Linked DNA regions of Homo sapiens: region 1 is linked to region 2. Evidence: chromatin loops called from intact Hi-C (ENCODE). Cell type or tissue: heart left ventricle. All regions are shown on one strand. Links, peaks and the distances in the headings refer to the core of each region. The heading gives the core; the rest is flanking DNA.

The links. A loop is a pair of places that touch in the nucleus more often than their neighbours do. Peaks named below come from ENCODE experiments on the same cell type or tissue, not always from the same donor. Only the 100,000 strongest peaks of a DNase experiment are listed, where the experiment ranks them.
Region 1: it touches region 2 in a loop (5-fold over the local background); 3 of 110 quality-filtered maps call a loop at or near these places.

What each region holds. Positions count from the first base shown.
Region 1 is chr1:3,256,104-3,261,469 of GRCh38, reverse strand. The region is part of intron 3 of PRDM16 (PR/SET domain 16); the gene reads right to left. Among named protein-coding and RNA genes, the nearest start is that of MIR4251, 130 kb to the right of the region's middle. In heart left ventricle, for the core only: no CTCF peak of the experiment used is centred there; no DNase peak of the experiment used is centred there; H3K27ac peaks cover 796 bases.
Region 2 is chr1:3,183,675-3,189,040 of GRCh38, reverse strand. PRDM16 (PR/SET domain 16) reads right to left here. Exons shown (of 17, transcript NM_022114.4): 2 at 2,567-2,916. It overlaps LOC107984909 (a long non-coding RNA gene), which reads right to left and starts at 1,483. Exons shown (of 2, transcript XR_001737869.2): 1 at 1-1,483. RefSeq lists an enhancer at 1-188. In heart left ventricle, for the core only: no CTCF peak of the experiment used is centred there; a DNase peak (open chromatin) is centred at 2,318; H3K27ac peaks cover 2,788 bases.

The sequences.
Region 1 (5,366 bases), core at 108-5,107, 72 kb before region 2:
CAAACCCACACTATGAATTGGCGGCTTATCAGAAGCCCCGTCTGGCAGCTAAAAGATGTTTCCATGCATTGTGAGGCTGCATGGAAACCAAGTCATCTCGCCCCAAGGACAAAGGAACTCAAGTGTTTGAAATGCAAAAATATTTTGACCCGACTACCTCATTTTTCAAAGGAAAAAAGTAATTCGCGGCTCACAATTCACTTGCTATCTCGCAGGAAGTCCTGTATTTCTTATTCACTCCCCAAGGCCCGCTTCTCTGTGTGAGAGGTCACCTAAGAGGACCAGGGCGTGAGGGACATTCAAGAGTTTTCTTTCTGCCTCTTCCTGTTTTTTTTTTTTTTTCTTGTTAATGCCTCATGTTTGTGAAGGACTCTCCTGAGCACTGTTCCATGCCTTATCTCCCGGGGTCCTCCCTAGCCCAGGAACTTGAGTGGGGAACAGAGTGTCTACCCTCTGTTGCCAAGGCAGAAAACAAGGCCCTGAGAGGTTAAGTGACTTGTCCCAGGTCACGCTGGTTGATGATGGAGCCAGAACTGAAGCTTCTGGGGTCTTCTGGTCCCTTGATGTCTGCCCTTTCCTGGGCTCTTTGGTTCTCCCATGTAATGACTGTGTCTAGATGGGACCTTGAGGCTCATCATCATCATCGTCATCATCAATGGTATCATCATCACTATCATTGCCATCATCATCATCTCCCTCATCACCTAAATCATCATCTTCCTCATCATCACCACCATCACCATCACCGTCATCACCCCACCACCATCACCATCATCAACACCATCATAATCAAAGCTATGATCATCATTTCCTTCATCATTAACATAATCACTACCACCATGGTCACCATCATCTTCATCTTCATTATCAACCTCATCACCAGCATCATCACACAAATCTTGATCTCACTCTGAGTCTCAAGCATGTGCCAGGTGCTATTTTAAGTTTGCTTTACACACCACAACTTGTATAGTCACCACCATAACTCTGAGGCAAAAGTTATTATTTCCACTTTACAGACGAAGAAATTAAGGTGTCAGTAGGATAAAGGAGTTTTCTTACAGAGCCCTTTGCCTTCCAGGAATTTCTTTTCACCACCAAGTCTCCCAGGCCCACAGAAAGTGCTTGTGGACAGACCCTCATGGGGGCTCGGAAGCAGCTCAGAAGAGGCTTAGCAGAGAGGCAGCCTGTGGGGTTAGAGCTGAGTAAAACCCCAAAGGCCTGTGGAGCTGTCCTTGGGGCCTGGCCCCCCAGAACCACAGGAATCCAGACAATCAGGAGTGCTCCCTGCTAGGCCAGGGTGTGGGTAGTTGCTTGGGTTCACACAACTAAAGCTGTTTGAAAAGCAAAGAGTTTCTTTTTGAGAGTGGGGTTTCAGAAGGTGGTCTCTGAGGGGTACACCGCAGGGGAGATGCAAGTCTTCCCTGGAGTTGTATGGGGAGGTGGGAAGGGTGTGTGATGCTGGAAAACCAGGGGCCCAAAGAAGTGCAGGGGGCTTGGAGGATACTATGGGGAGAGTTTGAGGGCCACAGCTTAGTAATGGAAGATCCTGGGTGCCCTGTAAGGAAGCCTGGATGAGGGACACACAGACGGCACCTGCTGCACTAACGAGGGAGGGACAGCTGGGACCAGACCTGACCATGGAGAGGGGAGGCATATCCCAGGCCCAGTGGAGAGGCGCATCCCAGGCCCACGGAGGTGGCTCACGCAGAAGTCCCTTGCTTGGGGCTGGTTGTGGGGACCACACTCTTTCCAACCTCAGAAACCTGGACAGCCCAGAGCATGCGGGGCTGCAGGCTACGCTGCAAAACACTTCACTGGGTCCCCTCTTGCCCCAGCCTCCTGTTCACTAGTTGGTCTGGGTTTCAGGGCTTTCTTGGGGGGGCCTGATTTGCCGCTTACTGCCTATGTGGCCTTGGGTGGTGAGTTTACCTGCTTGAATGCAGTTTTCTCATGATTATGTGGAGGGGAAGAAAGGCAGCTGCCTCACAGGGCTGCTGTGTGGCCCCCAGAACTCACCAGTTGTGCCCTAAGATCATCCCTTGGCGAGCTGCAAGGGGTGGCCTCTACCACCCAGGCCTGAGCCCAATATGGCCTGACTTTGCACACGGAGGGTGCTGCCACGCCCAGGCACAGTCATCATGGTGAACGAGGCCCAGGCGATGTCTCCCCAGCCCCAGCTGCAGCCCCTGGAGGGAATCCCTGGGATCTTCTGCTTCCGGCGCCTGCCTGGACCCTCCTCGTGGGTAAGCTGAGGGTGACTCGAGCCTCCCCTTGGGCCGGTGTGAACTACTGAAGGGCTGTGTGTGGGCAGAAGGGCCGGGACGGAGGTACTGCTCATCCCTGCAGCTCCCCACCGACCCAGGGTGCCCGCCAATCCAGGCCTTCCTTCTGGCCTAATTTGCTGCTTTCTCCACCTTGCCAGTTCCCTTTTGCTCCCGCCTCTGCATTTCTCGTCCAAAACAGAAATACAAAGGGAGGAAATCTATTCAAAAGTCCTCCTCCTCATTTTATTTTTGCAGCTCTCTGGGGTGCCCAGGCTTCAGATTCTCTTCCGATAATTATCTGCCCTTTTGGGGCCTTGGTAACCCAGAGCCTCAGGTTTGGGAGGCAAGAAGAAAGCCCTGGCCTGGCTCGAGCAGGGAGCCTGTTCCCCGGCAGAAGCCGCCGCGCGCTCACCCCTTCCCCTCTAACCCGGTGTGCGTGAGCCGGCTACAGTGGATGCTTTTTTCTCCAAATATCTCCGCTTCCTCTCAGCTGATCTGTGATGAACACCAGACCAGACTCTTTTTATGTGATAATTTTCCATCCCAGGCAATGCAAACATTTCTGTGGCTAATAATCTGAGTCTTGGCCGTTGCTCAGAAATAACAGAGGCGAGGTTCCAACATAAAATAATACGTCTTGCTTTTTATTACTTAATTTATCAACACTATACTGGAGAAACATCTTGTTAACTGGGCAAGAAGAAACAGTTTCCCAATGCAGCCCTGGCTGATGGAAGTGGGTGTCAGGTGGAGTAATGAATCCCGTTAGCATAAGAAGAGGCCAACGCTGAAAGAGAGTATTATTCAAAGAGGGAAATATTACTCAATAAGAAAACGGTACACTCACACGGAATCTGTTACATTAAGAATCCCACTCTTTCTGGCCAAACTCAATTTGTTATCCTCACAATATCCCCCCCATAGATAACAGATGAGAAGAGGAATAGCCCTGAGAAGGGACTCCTCAGAATCTGCAAAGTACAGGGATGCAGCCAAGCCCACCGCAGGAGGACACGGGCATCTCAGTGCAGCAGGACGGTAGATACTTGCCTTCCCCACCCCTCCAAGGTCTGTGATGATCTGATTTGGATCCTCACAGCTGGAGGTCCCCAGGGAACTGGGGCACCAAAAGCAAAGGCCTAAGAGGTCCTTGTTGCAGGGAACTGAGGTCCCAGAAGAATTCAGACTCCAGGAGGAGTCTGGTGAGGTTGGTGGAATCCAACCTCATGTCTCCAGCACCCAGGACAGCTCCCCACCCACAGTAGGTGCTTCCTAGACACAGCTGTCCCTGTGGTGGGGACACTGGTTCTCACTCACCTCCTCCCACTGTAGGTACCCAAATCCAAGGATGCTCAAGTTTCTTATATAAAATGGCATCACAGTGAATCAGCCCTCCGACTGTGCGGGCTCCGATGTGTGGTTGGTTGTATCCTGGCAGCACTATTAAATGGAGAAGTGTCTTCAAACGCCAGCCTGCAAGACCCCAAGGCAGGCGTATTTGTTGAATGAATGAGTGAGTGAATGAATAAATGAGGGATGTTTTGAAAAGTAGAATTGAATCAGACACAAGGAACTCACTAAGCAGATCAGTCAGGGTGAGCAAGGTTTATGCCAATGTAACAAACAGCTTCTAAAACTCATTGTCTTAACCAAGTAACAAAGTCTTATTTTTCCTAAATAAACATGTGACTTTTATTTTTTTCCTAAGCCCAGTGTGACTTGGCAGGGCAGCTCTGCTTGTGGTAAAAACTTGAGGAGCTCTCTGGGACTCTCTGGTTGCAGTGTTGGAGAGCAGAGAACTCTGGAGGGACCACACCAGCAGCTGGTGCCCGGCCTAGAGCAGCAGTGCCCTCCCTCATACTCACCGGCCTGATGCTCCACCCAACCCCAGGTGGGCAGAGAGTCTCATCCTACCTCGTTCCTGGAAGGCAGAGAGCCAGAAACTGGGGTCAGCTGTGCCAGTGGCACCCACACACATGAAGGAATGATCCACAACCCTGGACCACAAGGATTTTAGAATCCAACCAACTCGAAGAGCCCTCCGCGGCCTGCCAGGTACTACCAGTGTTCATTGACTACCTTCGCCACTTACTGAGTGTTTGCTGCAGGCCAGCACAGCCCTACGTGCGTCACTTAACGTATTAACAAGTAAAACACCCCCATCGGTGTTCATTTAAAAAAACCATCCATTATCTCAGCAATAAGGCATATTATCATTCAAAACTATTTCCAATCAGCCTTTTCAGACACGTGTGTCCTTATGCATGTGCATGTGTTTGCATACGATGTGCCACTTCCAGAAAACTCTTTTTTAATGAAGACTTTATTTATTTATTTATTTATTTTGAGATGGAGTCGCACTCTGTCGCCCAGGCTGGAGTGCAGTGGTGCCATCTCGGCTCACTGCAAGCTCTGCCTCCTGGGTTCACGCCATTCTCCTGCCTCAGCCTCCCTAGTAGCTGGGACTACAGGCGCCCGCCACCATGCCCGGCTAATTTTTGTATTTTTAGTAGAGATGGGGTTTCACCGTGTTAGCCAGGATGGTCTTGATCTCCTGACCTCATGATCCGCCTGCCTCGGCCTCCCAAAGTGCTGGGATTACAGGCATGAGCCACCACGCCCGACCGAAGACTTTATTTTTTAGAGCAATGACAGGTGCATAGGAAAACAGGTGGACAGTACATTGTTCCCCTTGACTCATTCTCTCCCTGTCTCCCCGCAATTCCCCCGTGATGAACACCTACGTTGGTGTGATACTCTTGTTACAATAGATGAACGAGTATCAGCCCGTTATTATTAACGAAGTCCACAGCTGACCTGAGGGGTCATGGTTACGCATGAATGTAGAATGGGGCGTGGACCCACCTTGGGAGTGCCACACAGAGCCCTGCCCCTGCCCTGAGCCCATGCCCTGCCCACTCATTCCGACCCCCAGCCCGCAGCAGCCCCTGATGATTTTGGTCCTTCTACAGTGTTGCTTTGTCTGGAGTGCCATGGAGTTGGAGGCATGGAGCATGCAGCCTTCTCAGACTGGTTGGGTCAGGCCAGTTTATCTTCTCTTATCCGGATGTCTCCTCTCCTCGTCCCTCCTGGTTAACC
Region 2 (5,366 bases), core at 110-5,109:
AGGGAAGGCAAAAACCAGGGGGAAATAGCAATCAGCTCTTTCGGGACAGGTGGAAAATTCTGGGAAGGCTGCTTAAGGGTAAGATGTCAGTTTTCCTGCCCAAAGGCCCCAACTGAGGTGGCTGGAGGTGGGGAGAAACCTCCTTGATTGACGGACATCATTCATTTCAGGCAGAGGTGGCTGCCACTTAATTCCCGCCCCCTGCTTCCTCCTCTCTCTCCTTCTCAGAGGAGGTGGTGGCTTCCTGCCCAGTTCCAATGTCAGCTCCCGAAGGCACCGACGCACATGGCTGCCCCCCGTCCCATCTGATAGAAGCAACAAAACTCAAAGGTGGTCCCAAAGCCAGGGAGTCGGTGCCCGAACTCGCAAGGAAAACAAGGTCAGGCGAGATCCTGCCGGGTGCGCGGGGAGCACCGTTTGAGGGCGTCGGGGGGAGAGTAAATATTTCTAAGCGCCGGCAGGAGGGGTATCTGTCAGGTGGCCACCGTGGAACAAAGCCCTCCGCAGAAACGGGAGGTGCGCCGTGAGGAGAGCGCGTTCCCTCACGTACACACACACCCGGGATAAACACACCACAAAGTCAACAGGCACCGGCAGGCAGTGGCGCAGTCTGCGCTGGGCCTGGCACCACGCGGACATGGTGATACGGGCCATTTCTTTAAAAAAAAAGCAAATAGAAACTTGTATCAGAGTAGACAAGAACAAAGTCACCTGAAGGTCATCCAAAGTGCTACCTGCAGGGCCCCTGGACCTCTCACATCCACAAGCCACCTCCTGATTACACAGTCCAGACCTTTCTAAGTGTGACGGACAAACACCCTTGAATTCCCCTCCCACACACCAGGCAGGGAGGGACAGGCCACTTCTGCCAAAGTTACTTTCACTGCACAGCCAAAGATGAATATTGCTAGAAAAATGCTCTCCTTGGTCCCATGAGGGTCCTGTAGGGCCATGAAGCTGGGCAGTGTCTCCACTGAGGTCTTCGACTCCAAACTCTCTCCCTGTCCTGCTTCACTGGGGCCCCTGGCCCTGGCCAGTCTCTCCCGAAGGTGACCCGACCTTGGGCCCACACACACTGTCCTCTGCCTCTCGTTGGGGGGGTACGCCCGTTCCACAGGGGCTGCCCGTAGAGCTGCAGCTTCCACCCTGCTTGACGGCCGCAGACTCTGCCGCACGTTTCTTCAGGCACCGGGACCCCCACAGCTCTGTAAAGGGCTGGGGGGCTTTAAGCTGACACTCAGGGAGTAGCTCCTGAGTCTCCCTATATCCTTGACAAGGAGCCACACAGGACTCTGTGAGCTACCAAGGACCACATCTGCCTGCTGGGAGCTGCCAAGGTGCCCTGGTCTCCTTGCCCAGGGAGGATGCACTCAGCTCTGCAGCGTGCGGGGCAGCCTCTGGTCCCCAGGCCGTCGGTGTTCTTACAAAGGGCTCTTAATGCCGCCAGCCCGGGGAGGTGCTCAAGGGCTGCTGGAGGCCACAGGAACCTCCCCACGGCCTGTCTGAGTTGGGGCAGGCCTGACAGTGAGCATGGACCTGGCTGGGGACTTCTCCAGAGCCACGAGCCACCAGGAGAGCAGGTGGGCAAGACACAGGACCCTGCCCCCACCCGTCTGGGGATCCTCTTCCCTGCTCAGGCCATTTGCCCATGAGGAGCCCACCTCCATCCGGGCACTCCAGAGGCTGGGAGGCACAGGGGGAATCCGACTGGTGTTCCCATTTTCCACCCAGGCAGGGGCCCTGCCAAAAATACCACCGACAATTGGCTGCGTGAGGCCGGCAGAAGGGCCAGGGCCCACCAGGAAGTGCACTTTTTGTGGGGGGGTGGGGCTGTTAGTCCCCCTAGGACCACTCAAGGGACCCCAACACCGGGGCCTAGCGTCCCTCACAACCTGGGCAGGACACTCCGGGTGCTTCCCTCTCAGAGCCGTCCCAGGGACGCCCTCTCTCCTGACCCCTGCAGCAGGATCACCAGGCCAGCTTCAGACCCTCAAGGCCAGTCACGTCGTGGTGGGAAAATTTAAACAGCCAGCCATCCCTCCCTGGCAGGTCGGGGCCTGTGCCCCTGGAGTTGGAGAAGCTGAGGCTGCTCTTAGGCCACTGGCTGACCGGGGCAGGCGGGGAAGACGGCAGCCGGGGCAGCGTGGCCACCAGGTGTGATTTGTGAGCGGCTCCACACTGCCCTGGCCTGGAATGAAGCCCTGGAGTGCAGCTGCCTGTTCTGGGACTTCCTATTAATCTCCCTGCCCTGCCGCGATGGCAGTGTTCGCGCCTGGGATCCGGCGGGAAGCACGGGATGTTTTAAGACATGAGCTCATGAAAGACACATTTCCGGGAGAGAGTGGGCGTGGCCTACAGGGCTGACAGGCACCCACGAGGACCTCTGATGCTTTCTGAGTCGCATCAGGCGAGCTGCAGGATAAAATAGGCTGGGAAATGTGACATTTGAACGCTCTCTCTGGCCGCGCCTCCCGCCTCGGGCAGTGGCTGCTCAGCCCGGCTTTATAAATAGATTGAACACAAGATAAATGGCCGTGATCAATCATACTCAGGCGCGATCGCTCACCTCCCATCCGAAGTCTGTCTCCTTTGCCGCCGCCCGGGGCACCACCACGCAGGGGCCCAGCCTCTCCCCGGCTTCCATCTTCCTCTTGGCCCAGACCCCCAGGCCAGCCCCTGGGATGGAGGACTCTCGGAGCTCGAAGTCTGCTGGGATCGGAATGTCTTCAGGAATGTAGACAGGGGCCTCGTACGGCGAGCCCTCCTTGGGGGTGAAGTCCTCGCTGGTGGGGAAGGGGGACGGTGGCCCCACGGGGATGGGCGACATGGCACTGTCCTCGGCCTCGTCCTCCGCGCTGTGGCTGGCCAGCAGGTCCCGGTTGGGCTCATACATATTATTTACAACGTCACCGTCACCTAAAGGAGACAACGCAGCGTCAACCTCTGCAGCACGTGCCCCACCCAGTGTGTACAGCTCAGGGAGCGCCGGGGACTCGGGCATCAATGGGCACCGAGGGTGCTCAGGGGCCCAGAAGGCCCGGCTGCCACCCCTGCCCGGGAGACGCTGCCTCCACTCTGCCCTGAGCCCAGCTGCCATCACTCGATGTCAGAGGCTCCAGAGGATGGGATCCTACCAGGCTCCTTTGGGGCCAACATTTCTGATGGGATGGCACAGCCCGACACACCCTGGCTCACCCACCCTGGCTCCCACAGCCACCTGAGGATGCGCCGGGTGGTCCTGCCCTAAGGGAACTAGGGAAGGAGCTGCCTGTGCCTTGCAAGCCTGGGGACAGCCGGTGAAGCCGTCACGCGTGGCGGCTGACCCAGGGCTGGCTGATGGTGAAATATTTGCACCAGAACATTCCAAATGTCCTCTATAGCCTTGGAAATCAGGGACGGCAGAAGTCCTAAGTGCCTGGGAGGACTCAGAGTTTGGGTGAATGTGAAATGTGCTCAGTGCTGCTTCCCTGCACTTGGGCTGCAGCCTGGACATCCCTGCACTTGGGCCGCAGGCTGGACATCCCTGCACTTGGGCCGCAGCCTGGACATCCCTGCACTTGGGCCGCAGCCTGGGCATCCCTGCACTTAGGCCACAGCCTGGACATGCACTGGGGTAGGGCTGGCTGGGTCTTGGGGAGGCTGGTGGAAGTTCCTGATGATCTCGACACAGGCTAGGAACAGGCCTGCTGAGGTCATGGATATCGGACTCATGGGGCCCCAGGTCACTGAACTAAGCAATGAGAGAGTGCCCAGTTTTTCTGTCTGGGATAGGCCTTTGGGGTCCGTCCTAAGAGAGGATGGGTGCCAAGATAGTGTGTGTGTGCAGCCGAAACTATACCAGATTGTAGCCTGAGGCACCAAGGGAGATGGGCAGGGCGAGGAGGAGTCTGGACAGGAAGAAAAGCAAAGCCCTCCACCCAGTGCAGCCAAATCAGGACTCAGGCAGGCGAATGTTCACAGTGGCAGATTCACCATCGCCAGAAGGCAGAAACAGCCCAAATGTCCGTCTGCGAGGGAATGAGGGAACGGATGAGTAGTGGACGGTACCTCCCCTCCCCAAGGAGGAAGGCGGCCTGGACCAGCCTGGGACATGCGGCACTCGGCGTAGGAAGCCGATGCAGAGGGTCACACCTGTGGCACCACCCCTCCCCAAGGAGGAGGGCGGCCCTGGCACGCGCAGCCTGGACCAGCCCCCGACATGCACCACTCGGCATAGGAAGCTGATGCAGAGGGTCACACCTGCTTGGCGGCATTTAGACGACTCATCCAGCACAGGCCCCCAGAGACAGAAGCAGATGGGAGATCTCGGGGACTGGGGTGGGGGTGACAGCGAGAGGCCCAGGTCTCCTTTCGGGGTGATGAGGTGTTTGGAAACTAGAGAGGGGGTGGTCGCACTGCTGGGTGAACGGCTCACTGCCACTGAATCGCCCCCTTTACAGAGGTTGAATTCTGCCTCGATAACATAAAAAAGGCAGGCGCGAGTGTTAGGTGGGGAGCAGCGGGAAGGGACAGGAGGTGGGGTGAGCTCCGTCACCCTGACCTGATCTAGATCTTTCCACGCAAGCCCCTCCTTCTGTGGCTGCCTCGAGGACCCGTGAAAGTGACTGGACCCCGGTCCTGCTGGCCCTCGCCTCCCGGCCCCCGCCCCGCACCCTGTCGTTGGCTGCGGAAACAGAAGCCTCTAAGGAGACCAGAACTTTTAAGTACAGGAAAAATGACTTCAGATTCCTCACACTGGTTGCAAACAGATCAGCACAAGAAGTAGCAAAATGCTTTCTTTCAAAAGAAACCAAAGTCTTGGGGGGAAAAGTCGTAAGGAAAACACTTATTTAATTGATCAGCATTCAGAGAAGTAATTATTATGTTTTAAGTGGCCAACGGGTCCTTTCTAATTGACGCGGCGGATCCTTTCAGAGACGCAGCCACAGAACTGCCGCTGCTGTTCCTCCCCCCTAAAGACCTGAAGTTGTTTAGGTTTGAAAGAACACCCCCATAACCCCCGCCCCGCTGACCGTGTGCAGCAGAAAGGTACATTGGGGGGGGTGGTAATTAACATGGCATCTTGTTATTTGGAACTGGTAACTGCACGGAGCTCGCAAACAAAGTCGGGTTGGAGGCCGAAGCCCCCTCGACGCGCTCCTTAACTCCTCTCGGGCGTGGGCGCCTCTGCCCGAAGGACAAGTAGGAATTAGAACCCCAGGTGTTTCTGGGAGTTCCGCTGGAGCCCGAAGTGGGGCAGCGTCCGCATCAAGTGCATATCCGTTGCAGGGCTCCGTTTAAAACATGGCTTTTTTCTGTTTGAATTCTACTTCCCAAAACCCCTGACCCGCTGGAGGAAAATCAGCGCTTTAAGGGCATGTTTAATT